Regions from separate parts of the Homo sapiens genome. Here region 1 is linked to region 2. A link is a contact called in ENCODE Hi-C or POLR2A ChIA-PET data. All regions are on one chromosome and are shown on one strand. The core of a region is the stretch at or near the end of the contact, and the rest is flanking DNA. Distances in the headings are between cores, read along the strand shown.

Region 1 (5,781 bases), core at 1,020-3,519, 4.1 Mb after region 2:
GAGCATGGGACAGAGAGCTTCTTTCAGCACCTCCTGCCCCAGCATTTCCAACTGGAGCTGGCTCAGCGGGATGAGGATGAAAATGTCAACATCTATAGGGCCAGGCACAGGGAACCAAGACCTGCTTGACATCACCCTTGCTGTTCTTCTCAATCTCTTGCTCTAATGAAGGAACTGTGTATCTCAAAAACCATATTTCCAGAGCCACAAACATGAGGACCAAAAAGGATGGATTTCCCTGGCCTCTCTCACTTTCCTCCTTCCCTCTTTGTTACCCCAGATACTCTTGGGCAGGTGCAGTGAGGTGCCTGCTTACAAGGAATCCCAGAGTTCTGGCAGCACTAGTGTTAGAACACCAAGGAGGTTCCTGGCTCCTGTTCTCAGAGAAGGAGGATGGTAAGGTATCCAGGATTTTTAGGGGGTAAGGGAGATATATGGGATGTGAGAGCAGTGATTGTAGACAGACTGTCACTGATCACTTCCATTCCTGTTGCTGTTTACACAGAATGGACTTTAAAAAAATTCTGTGGGATTTTTTTTTCTTTTTTTCTTTTTTTTTGAGACAGGGTCTCACTCTGTCATCCAGGCTGGAGTGCAGTGGTGTGATCACAGCTCACTGCAGCCTCAACCTCTGAAGGCCCAGATGATCTTCCTGCCTCAGCTCCCCAAGTAGCTGGGACTAGAGGCATGCGCCACCACACCCGGCTAATTTTTGTATTTTCAGTAGAGACAGGGTTTCGCCATGTTGCCCAGGGTGGTCTCAAACTCCTGGGCTCAAGTGATCCACCCGCCTTGCCTCCCAAAGTGCTGGGATTGCAGGCATGGCCCACTGTGCTAGCCTAGGATTTTTTTTTTTTTTTAAGAAAGAATTAAGCCTTAAAAATCTATTGTGCAAGAACCCAACTTTTACTCAGGAGCTGAGAAGGAAGAAGCCTCAAACCACCCATTTCCTGCTTTTTAGAGATAGAGTCTAGTGGAACCATGGCTCTAACTGGGTCAAGTCCTCCTAGCTCTGAAGCTAAGGCTGCAGAGCTGTCCTTTGGACTGTATTTCTTCATGCTTTCCAGAGTTAGAGCCTTGATCACGGAACATCATTGTGTGCAGAAGAATACTGTACCTAGTACTAAGTTCTTTTCATCTTTGATTTTTCTTTAGCTTCATCAGTCCTTCCTTCCTAATCTCTAATCCCCTGAAGCCTAACACAGTTCCTAATGTGTTTTGCCTTAACCTCTTTTCTCTTCCCACATTGGTACTTCTGGTTGGGGCTCTCTTTACTTACTGCTTAGGCACATAGTCACCTTCTCTGGACTCCCTGCTTCCATGCTTTCTCCTTCAGTCCATTCCGCAAACTCTTGTGATCTTCCAAAATTAGCTCTGATTAGCTTTCACTTCCTGTAGAAGCAAGAACAAGCTCCTCTGCTTGGTACTTAGTCTGTGTCCATGTGATCCAAAATTACCTTCCTATTGCATTTCCTACTCCTTTGCTACGTGTATTGGACCTCTGGCCAAATTACAAAAGATGTACTCTTTGTTCTCTAAAACCACACTAAAGTTTTCTGACTTCTTTCACACTCTTTATGATAATCCTCTGCCTGAAAGGCTATTGCCACCTGTCAAAATCTTCATTATTCTTTGCCTCTTTCCTGAGCCTCTTGCTTGAATGTGATTTCTTTCTCCCTGAGACCCATAAGGTTCATCTTATGGGACCTTAATTTGTCTTGCATGGACATTTGTGATTCTCATTTTCTCACCATTAAATTACCTTGGAGGGTAGGGCTGTGGTTTACTCCTGTCTAAACCCCTGAAGCCTAACACAGTTCCTGGCACACAACAGGTGTTCAACAGATATTGTGCTCATTCAATAAATATTTACTCGCTTTGTTTAATGGATTCCACCCCTGCCTTCCTAGGTGACCTTGGACAAATTCTCGAACCCATTCACCAACCACACAAGTTTGTTGTGAGTCATAAATGGATAATGAATATAAATGCGCATTGAAAATAAACATAAAATGTTACCCACATTTCTTGTGTTGTTGTTTTGTGACGACTTTATTTCTTGGTTTCTGTTATTTTACCTGGGGTGGGAGGTGGGGGGTAATTCCCGTATGAAATGTGTCGTCTCAAGAAATCAAGTAGAGGCGAGGACTGTGTTCCTCCGGCCAGCAGGTGGCACCATACTCGTTTGGTGCGTTCCGCTGGAGAATTCTGGCCCTTCCGCCGCGCCGTAGGTTTGTTGCCTCACCAGTGCGCCCGCCGGAGGGTGTTTATCGCGGCTAGAGAGATGTCGCTGCTGCGGTCGCTGCGCGTGTTTCTGGTCGCGCGGACCGGGAGCTACCCGGTGAGAAGTCCTGGTGCTGGTACCGACCTGCTGTCCCTGCAGCTCTCCTGTGCGCCTGTACCTTTCCCTTCCTCCCAACCTCGTTTGACTCCATCTCACCTTCCCCGACAGCATTGCCTCTGCCCAGTCCAGCCCCGGTGCACCCCCCTTTGCACACTGTCCGCTCCCTAAGGTCGCTTCCCTGCCCGTGTACCCTTCACCCTCTGGAGTTTGCTGCTTCCTGCTCCTCATCCCTTTCTTATCTCATCTAGGCTGGGTCTCTTCTGCGTCAGTCGCCCCAGCCAAGGCACACATTTTATGCTGGGCCCCGTCTGTCTGCCTCGGCCTCCAGCAAGGAGCTCCTCATGAAGCTGCGGCGGAAAACAGGCTACTCCTTTGTAAATTGCAAGAAAGCTCTGGAGACTTGTGGCGGGGACCTCAAACAGGTGTGTGTGTGGAGGGGTGCAGGGCGGAGTACTAGAGCTCGACCTCAGACTCTTGGGGCGGTCACGCTGGGGAGCATAAAGTTAGACTGCTCTTCAGTGACCATAATGGCACAGTCCTAAGTGGAAATCTGGCTTAAATGACAACCTTGGCCTTGACTTTGTCTTATTTGAAAGCAGTTGAGTATCCCAGGATTAACAAACCAGACTGTTACGGTGTTTCTTGTTGCCTGGAGCTGAAAGGGTTTGTGTGAGCTTTGGAGTCAGATTGTTCAGGAGTCAAATTGTGGGGCCCCCACACTGTCTGACTTTAGACTTTTTTTTTTTTTTTCAGACGGAGTCTTGCTCTGTGGCCCAGGCCGGCGTGCAATGGCACGATGTTGGCTCACTGCAACCTCCGCCTCCCGGGTTCAAGCGATTCTCCTGCCTCAGCCTCCTGAGTAGTTGGGATTACAGGCGTGCGCCACGACACCCGGCTATTTTATTTTTTATTTTTTATTTTTTTTTGTATTTTTAGTAGAGATGGGGTTTCGCCGTGTCGGCCAGGCTGGTCTCGAACTCCTGGCCTCAGGTGATCCGCCCGCCTCGGCTTCCCAGAGTGGTGGGATTACAGGAGTGAGCCACCGCGCCCGGCTGACTTTAGACATCTTAATCTTTCAGAGTTGTGTAGTTTTTGCCTGTACGGTCATGCGTCTCTTAATAGGAAGATACATTCTGAGAAATGGCGTCGTTAGGAGATTTTGGCTTATGCACATCATAGAGTACCTACACAAACCTAGATGGTATATTGTACTACAACCTGGGCTATATGGAATTGCCAGCTGCTCCTAGGCTACAAACCGTTACAAAATGTTACTGGACTGAATACTGTAGGCAGTTGTAACACAGTGGTAAGTATTGTGTATCTAAACATAGAAAAAGTACAGTAAATAGGCATAAAAGATAAAAAACGATACATCTCCATAGGGAACTTATCATGTATGGAGCTTGCAGGACTGGAAGTTGCTCTGGGTGAGTCAGTGAGTGGTGAGTGAATATGAAGGCCTGCCTTAGGACACTATGGTGCACTATAGTAGACGTTAAAGCACAGTACACATAAGCTACATTACATTTATAAGAAATTTTTTTCTGTGATAATAAGTTAACCTTAGTTTAATGTAACATTTTTATTTTATAAACTTTTAACATGTTTTAAATTTTTGGACTCTTTTGTAATAACAGCATAAAACACATATTGTACAGCTGTACCAAAATATTTTTCTTTATGCACTTTTTCTGTGAGCTTTTTTCTGTTTTTAAAATTTTAAACTTTTTTTGGCTGGGCGTGGTGGCTCATGCCTGTAATCTCAGAACTTTGGGAGGCTGAGGCAAGCGGATCACCTGAGGTTGCGAGTTCGAGACTAGCCTGACCCACACGGAGAAACCTCGTCTCTACTAAAAAAAAATAAAATTAGCCTGGTGTGGTGGCAAGGGCCTGTAATCCCAGCTACTCGGGAGGCTGAGGTAGGATAATCTCTTGAACCCAAAAGGCGGAGGTTGTGGTGAGCCGAGATCGTGCCATTGCACTCCAGCCTGGGCAATAAGAGTGAAACTCTGTCTCAAAAAAAAAAACAACAACTTTTTTTATTGAAATATCTTTTTTTTTTTTTTTTTTTTTTTTTTTTGAGACAGAGTCTTACTCTGTCCCCCAGGCTGGACTGCAGTGGCACAATCTTGGCTCACTGCAAGCTCCACCTCCCAGGTTCACACCATTCTCCTGCCTCAGCCTCCTGAGTAGCTGGGACTACAGGCGCCCGCCACCACGCCCGGCTAATTTTTTGTATTTTTAGTAGAGACAGGGTTTCACCGTGTTAGCCAGGATGGTCTCGATCTCCTGACCTTGTGATCCGCCCACCTCAGCCTCCCAAAGTGTCGGGATTACAGGCGTGAGCCACAGCGCCTGGCCAAAACTTTTTTTAAGTTAAAAAATTGTTTTGTTAAAAACGGAGACACAAACACATACATTAGCCTAGGCCTACACAGGAGTGGCATCATCATTAACACTGTGTTCCACTTTCACATCTTGTCCTGCTGGAAGGTCTTCAGGGGCAGTAACGGGCATGGACCTGTCATCTCCTATGATAACAATGTTTTTTTCTGGAATACCTCTTGAAGGACCTGCCTGAAGCTGTTTTACTGTTAAATTTTTTTATTTTTTATTTTTTTGAGACGGAGTCTCACTTTGTCACCCAGGCTGGAGTGCAGTGGCGCGATAGATCTTGGTTCACTGCAACCTCCGCCTCCCGGGTTCAAGAAATTCAGCCACCCGAGTAGTTTATAAGTTGGAGTACACTCTAAAATAACAATAAAGCATATGTATTATAGTAAATACATAAGCCAGTAACATAGTTGTTCATTATTGTTTCAAGTATCATGTACTATATGTAATTGTATGTGCTATACTTTAATAGGACTGGCAGCACAGACGTTTTCTTTACACTAGCATTGCCACAAACATGTAGGTAATATGTTGCCCTACAATGTTAGGAGGACTACCGTGTCACTAGACAATAGGAATTTTTCAGCTCCATTATAATCTTAGGGACCGTCATCATATATGCAGTCCGTCATTGTCCAAAATATCGTTATGTGGTGCGTAACTGTATAAAGAAAATACAACTGTGTGCCCCATAGGGTTGTTGTGAAGATTAGATTCATCCAAGGCACCAGTTATAATAATACCTGGTATTTGGCATTTAGTGGTAGACTGCCAGTAAATGATAGATTACTTTAGTTTCTGTTAGAGAATTTAGAGAATCAGGAAACCTGAGTATATCTTAGAACTACATTTAGTGCTAAATTCTGTGACTTTGTTGTCTGCTCTTTTTCCTCTCAATTTACAGGCAGAGATCTGGCTCCACAAGGAGGCCCAGAAGGAGGGCTGGAGCAAAGCTGCCAAGCTCCAAGGGAGGAAGACCAAAGAAGGCCTGATTGGGCTGTTGCAGGAAGGAAACACAACTGTATTAGTAGAGGTGAGTT
Region 2 (5,895 bases), core at 3,071-5,570:
GGCTCATGCCTATAATATCAGCAATTTAGGAGGCCGAGGACGGCGGATCACCTGAGGTCAGGAGTTCAAGACCAGCCTGACCAACATGGAGAAACCCTGTCTCTACTCGGATCACGAGGTCAGGAGTTTGAGACCAGCCCGGCCAACATGGTGTAACCCCATCTCTACTAAAAATACAAAAATTAGCTGGGTATGGTGGCAGGTGCCTGTAACCCCAGCTACTTGGGAGTCTGAGGCAGGTGAACTGCTTGAACCCGGGAGGCGGAGGTTGTGGTGGATCGCGCCATTGCAGCCTGGGCAACAAGAGCGAAACTCTGTCTCAAAAAAAAAAAAAAAAAAAAAATTAACTGGCCGCCAAGGGATATGGGGCAGGAGAGTATCTAGCAAGCATTCACTCTATCCTGTTACGCAATCATAGCAGAGGGCCTTCCCTCCCCAAGAATCTTTCTTACTTATTTACTTATTTATTTATTTTTTGAGACAGAGTCTTGCTCTGACGCCCAGGCTGGAGTGCAGTGGTGCGATCTTGGCTCACTGCAACCTCTACCTCCTGGGTTCAAGCTATTCTGTTGCCTCAGCCTCCTGAGTAGCTGGGATTACAGGCGCCCGCCACCATGCCCAACTGGTTTTCGTTTTTTTAGTAGAGATGGGGTTTCGCCATGTTGGCCAGGCTGGTTTTGAACTCCTGGCCTCAAGTGATCTGCCCGCCTGGACCTCCTCTCCCCCAGCCTTGCTGTGAAGAACAAGGTCTGATGGAAAGAGAGAGACAAGATGTCTCTCCTTTAAAACTCTCCCAGAAAAGCAGGTACTCACCAAGGAGGGAGTGGAGACAAACTTGGAGCAGGCGAACATTTTCAGGGGGTGAGGAGCTGTGGCAGGAGAGCTGGAATTACAGAAGCAGTATTGTAAACGCTCCTTATTCACTAAACTATATCCTTATTAGCAGAAAAGGGGCCCTAGAAAGCTTAACTGGCCCAGAAAACAGTGACTGACCTTAAGTCATTGGCAGAAATAGAATTAAAACCCTGAAGTCATGACTTCTTCCAGAAACCCCACACAGCTCCCAAGATTTCCTTATAATGAAGTGACTTCCCCTGGTCTGAACAAGTGAACACTTGGGTTCAGGTAAGACCTGTTACCCATTTCCATAGCCTCATGATTTGCAGTTGCCACAGGAATTTTCCCAGAGTGTCTTTTGCCTAAGTTTTCCTTAGTTTTTATTCAAAAGGAACGCTTCTCAAGACTTCATCATCTGGACCTTTAAAAGTTGCCGTTTAGGCTGGGCACGTGGTTCACACCTGTAATCCCAGCACTTTGGGAGGCCGAGGCGGGCGGATCACGAGGTCAGGAGTTCGAGACCAGCCTGACCAACATGGTGAAACCCCACCTCTACTAAAAATACAAAAATTAGCCAGGTGTGGTAGCACGCGCCTGTAATCCCAGCTACTCAGGAGGCTGAGGCAGGAGAATTGCTTGAACCCAGGAGGCGGAGGTTGCAGTGAGACGAGACCACGCCACTGCACTCCAGCCTGGGTGACAGAGCGAGACCCCATCTCAAAACAAACAAACAAACAAACAAACAAACAAAAAGTTGCCCTTTAGAGTCTTTGTAGTTTTGGGAGATATTTGTTGAAGGCCAAGACACTGGAAGGTCTCCAACAATCTCTTTGCTGATCCCTGGAAGTATCTGATTCCTGAAAATACTTCAATTTCCTGTATTAATAAGATGAGGAAGATCAAGGAGGAACTCTGTTATTAGTCTATCCAAAAGGTATTAGTGGCTGGGCGCAGTGGCTCACGCCTGTAATCCTAGCACTTTAGGAGGCTGAGGCGGGTAGATCACGAGGTCAGGAGTTCGAGACCAGGCTGACCAACATGGAGAAACCCCGTCTCTACTGAAAATACAAAATTAGTCGGGCATGGTGGTGCATGCCTGTAATCCCAGCTACTCAGGAGGCTGAGGCAGGAGAATTGCTTGAATCCAGGAGGCAGAGGCTACGGTGAGCCAAGATTGCGCCATTGTACTCCAGCCTGGGCAACAAGAGGGAAACTGTCTCAAAAAAAAAAAAAAAAGTATTAAATTGTGTCTCCCCAAGATCTAAAGAAGATCTGACACCCTATAGGTATCTAAGTTGGTAGAAGTGAACTTACCTCAAACAGAAGGTGAGTTAAAAACCTAAAGGCAGGGTTTCTCCAAGTGAAGTGAGAAGCCCATCTGAACTAGAATTATCTGGGTGGTGTACGTATTAAAAAATGCATATTCTTGGGCGCAACTTGGACCTTCCTGGTCAAGATCTCTGGGGGAGCTAGGTTCAGTGGCTCATTCCTGTAATCCCAACACTGAGAAGCTGGGGCGGAAAGATAACTTGAAGCCAGGAGTTTGAGACCAGCCTGGGCAAACATCAAGACCTCATCTCTACAAAACATAAAATTAGCCAGGTGAGGTGGAAGTGCACCTGTAGTCCCAGCTACTCCAGAAGCTGAGGCAGGAGGACTGCTTGAACCCAGGAGCTGGAGGCTTCAGTGAGCTATGATCACGCCAGTTGTCCAGTATGGGCAACAACGTGAAACCCTGTCTATAAACAAACAAAAAAGATCTCTGGGAATAAGGCTCAAGTGCCCTGTATTTCAAACAAGTTTCCCAGATGATTATTAGGTATACTTAACGCAAGAGCGTGACCCTAAACCCAGTCTTGAAACTGTGGTAGTGGTAGAGGATAGACTTGAACTTGGATCTTTTAAGTTACATGCTTTCTAATATGTCACAGGCTGAAATACTCAGTGAATGCTTAGGGCTATTAAATACCACTTCATTAAATGAACTGAACTCAGATTGTCCCAGGTTAAAACACTTCTGAATCCAACATCTTAATTGCTCTTAATTTATTTTTTGCCCAGGCTATTGTGGAACTCCTGGCATCAAAAGATCTTCCCACCTTGGCCTCCCAGTGTTGGGATTACAGGTGTGAGCCACCACACCCAGCCTTAATTACTTTTAAGTTAATGGATGTCTTCAACTCTTGTCCTATCTAGAACTCTGATTTTTGCCTATATGTAACTCTAACCCAATTTTGCTGCCGTACTATTCAGGTTTTCTTGGGTCAAAATCCAATAGTTCTTTAAGGCTTTTAGAAAAAGAAGGGGTGGTTCTTTTCTAAGGGAATTATACCTTATTATCTTCTTTGTAAAATGCAGCTCTTAGGGGGATTAAGTATGTTCATTTACAAATTAACATACATAAAGAGTTTAATGTGGTGCTGGCATATAATAAACCCACAACAAGGGGTGGCAATTAAGTGATCCCACCATTGGCTATCTAACCATGGCAACTCTGCAATTGTTAGCCTACAACTTGGGCAAAGGCACTATCCAGAATCAGGACTCCAAAATCATCACGGGCTTTTTCCTCAGTGTAGATGAGTCACAGGGGTAGTAACTTAACTATTCCTTTCCTTAAACCTTCTTTTCCTTGTAACAGCAGAATCTGGGGAGGTTAATTAATCCTTCACAGGAAAGCTGGCAGGCAGGGTCTCATGCTGGCCCCACTAGCTTGGCCTTACCCCACCTTTCTGGGCCTGCTGCCTCAACAGAAACCCTCATCTCTAGCCCACCATTTGTGACTTTTACAACTTCACCAGCGTGCCGGGATGCGAGAAAGGTACTGGTAAATAACTAGTGATTCCAAAGCAACCAGCCTCTCTCTTCTGCCTTAGCTATCCCAAGCCACAACCTAACGGGAGGCGATGTTTTGGCTTTTTTTCCCACTTCTACCATGTTCAAGGTTTACTTTTTAAATTGAGGGGTGCTGACTAGAGGGATTGGTGACTTTAGACGATCCACTATCTCCATTGCTCGGAGCACCTGAGGTTCTGGGGCCTAAAGTCTGGAGATTTCAGAATAAAGAAGGCACAAGTCAGGATGAGAAGAGAAAGCAGAGATAGGAGGGGAGAGCCTGGGGGTTGTCACAATCTGAAAGGGCCAGAGGGCGAGAAAAGAGTGTTTGCAGGGACTGGGTGGAACAGGTGAAAAGCAGCACTCCAGGATCTAACTTTGGCCAGCTCCAAGGTATCCTCCCCCTGCGAGACATCCAAGATGGCGCCAGGCCCGCGCGGTTGGAGGTCACCGGCACGCGGAAGAGCCAACTCTAAGGCTAAGGGATAGCGGAAGCAAGAAAGGGCGAGAGGACCAGGGTGGGAGCACGCAAGGTAAGCGCCTCAAAGCATCCGCGCAAGGTGAGGTGTCCCGCGCGCGTGCGCAGCGCACAGAGGGCTCTAGGTCCCAAGGCCTTACCTGCTCCCACTGCAGAGAAGACAGAGAGGGGCGGAGCAGCGGGAAGAGCGAAAGGAAGGCTCAGCGCATGCGTGACCCGGGCCAACGAGTCGCTCAGCCACGGATAGAGTGATTGCAACATACAGGATCAGCTCAGGCATCACAGCGCCGCCTGCCAGGGCTGTGGCGGTATCCGGCCGGTTGCTCCACCTGGCGTTCGAGAGGAGAAACTACAGGGAGCGCCGACTGCAGAAATGAGGCCAACTCCGCGGAGTAAGCCGATCCGTAACGTGGACTGCGGTTTGGTCTGTACCGCGTTTGGGATCTCGGACTTGCGTCCCCTTTCCGAGCATGCGCAGTCGTCACACTGCCAAAACAAAACTCCTACTCAGAATTCAGTGTTAACATACGGTCGGGATTGGGGTTCAGTGCCTAAAATGCAGCAGGAGGAAGATCTTGGGAGTCCTGCTTTCTGTCGCGCCGGGACTCTGGCATCACTGGATGGCAAACCGGCTCCATGGGCGAATAGTCAGCAAAATGCCGCAGCTGCTTCTGGTGGCTTCGCCCTTTCCCCCACTCCCCGTTTCCTCCTTTCCATTCCGGTGATAAACCATGAGAGAAGCAGCATCAGCGAGCCAGAAGATAGGGTTAAATATGATCCGAATCCCTCTTTCCTGGCTCCTGGGACAGTCTAGGAATAACGGGCACCTGCGACCCGCTGTAAGGTTGCGAGGTCACTCCAGGCTTGCCCGAGCCTCTGCTCAGGTTTCAACTACGCGAGTTGGGATAAGCAGCGCCCTCCCCTCCCGCCCCCATGCTCTCCTGAACGTGGGTTTTCTCTCCCCTTTCGCTCGCCCTTCCCCTGATGGAAGGAGGTGGGGGAGGCTTCCTGGCCCTCATCTTTCCTAGGCCTCCTTGTCTCCCAGACAGGACCTGCCCTGCCCTTTGGAACAGGGCGACAAGGCCTATCCAGTTCCAAACCCCTGCCGTCCCTGCATCGTGCTTGAACGCAGCACGAGAAAGACGGGAAAAGCTCACCAAACCCCATAAAAAATAAAAAATAAAAAGAAAGCCGCGGCTGTAAATAAAGGCAAATCCGCCACTCTCTGAGGGGCCGTTTGTCCTCCCCTCCTTGGCCCCGTCCTTCCCGCCGCCCCCTCCCGGCTCCCGGGCCCCGCGGCGCCCCGGCCCCGAGCTCCTCCATTTAATCGGATTTGGGAGAAGGGGAGGATAAATCACGGCAGCAGCTTTACGGTCCCGGAGGAGAGGCGAGCCGCAGACAGGCACACCCCGGCCGGCGATAAAAACCGCCGCTGAAAGCCCACGGAGCAATTTCCCGGGACCCCGAGCGACGCCATTACAGGAATGTAATTTTGCCCGGATGAGGCCCCGAGTTTAATTATCCTCGCGGAGGAATTTCAATGCGGCCAATCCATCTTGCAGGCGGGCGGCAGAGGGATTTATATGGGCCCGTTATTTCACACCGATCCTCCATCTGCATTTTTATGGCCCTGAGCTCCTGAAAGGGAGGGGAAGGAGTGGGGAGAAATAGGAGAAGCGGGCGAGAAGAGGAGGGTGGTAGACTGCCTGTCTTTCCTAAATTCGCATTTCCAGCTCCATCAGGAT

What was found. Hi-C counts contacts between places; a loop is a spot of excess contacts on that map. ChIA-PET counts read pairs that join two places held with the same protein, here RNA polymerase II (POLR2A). Pooled maps may share reads with other maps.
Region 1: a pooled map shows a loop between it and region 2 (14-fold over the local background). The contact joins the promoter of TSFM here to the promoter of ATP5MC2 in region 2. A Hi-C loop is called at or near these places in 3 of 50 pooled maps. POLR2A ChIA-PET finds 5 or more read pairs at or near these places in 2 of 52 experiments (BJ and MCF 10A).

Annotation. Positions count from the first base shown.
Region 1 is chr12:57,780,518-57,786,298 of GRCh38, forward strand. It overlaps TSFM (Ts translation elongation factor, mitochondrial), which reads left to right and starts at 2,270. Exons shown (of 6, transcript NM_005726.6): 1 at 2,270-2,341; 2 at 2,593-2,766; 3 at 5,646-5,774. The coding sequence starts at 2,285. EEF1AKMT3 (EEF1A lysine methyltransferase 3) reads left to right here. Exons shown (of 3, transcript NM_015433.3): 3 at 1-2,024. The coding sequence ends at 129. RefSeq lists enhancers at 2,031-2,900, 2,254-2,323.
Region 2 is chr12:53,671,763-53,677,657 of GRCh38, forward strand. ATP5MC2 (ATP synthase membrane subunit c locus 2) reads right to left here and starts at 4,321. Exons shown (of 5, transcript NM_005176.7): 1 at 4,291-4,321; 2 at 814-883. The coding sequence starts at 852. RefSeq lists enhancers at 4,023-4,472, 4,583-4,812.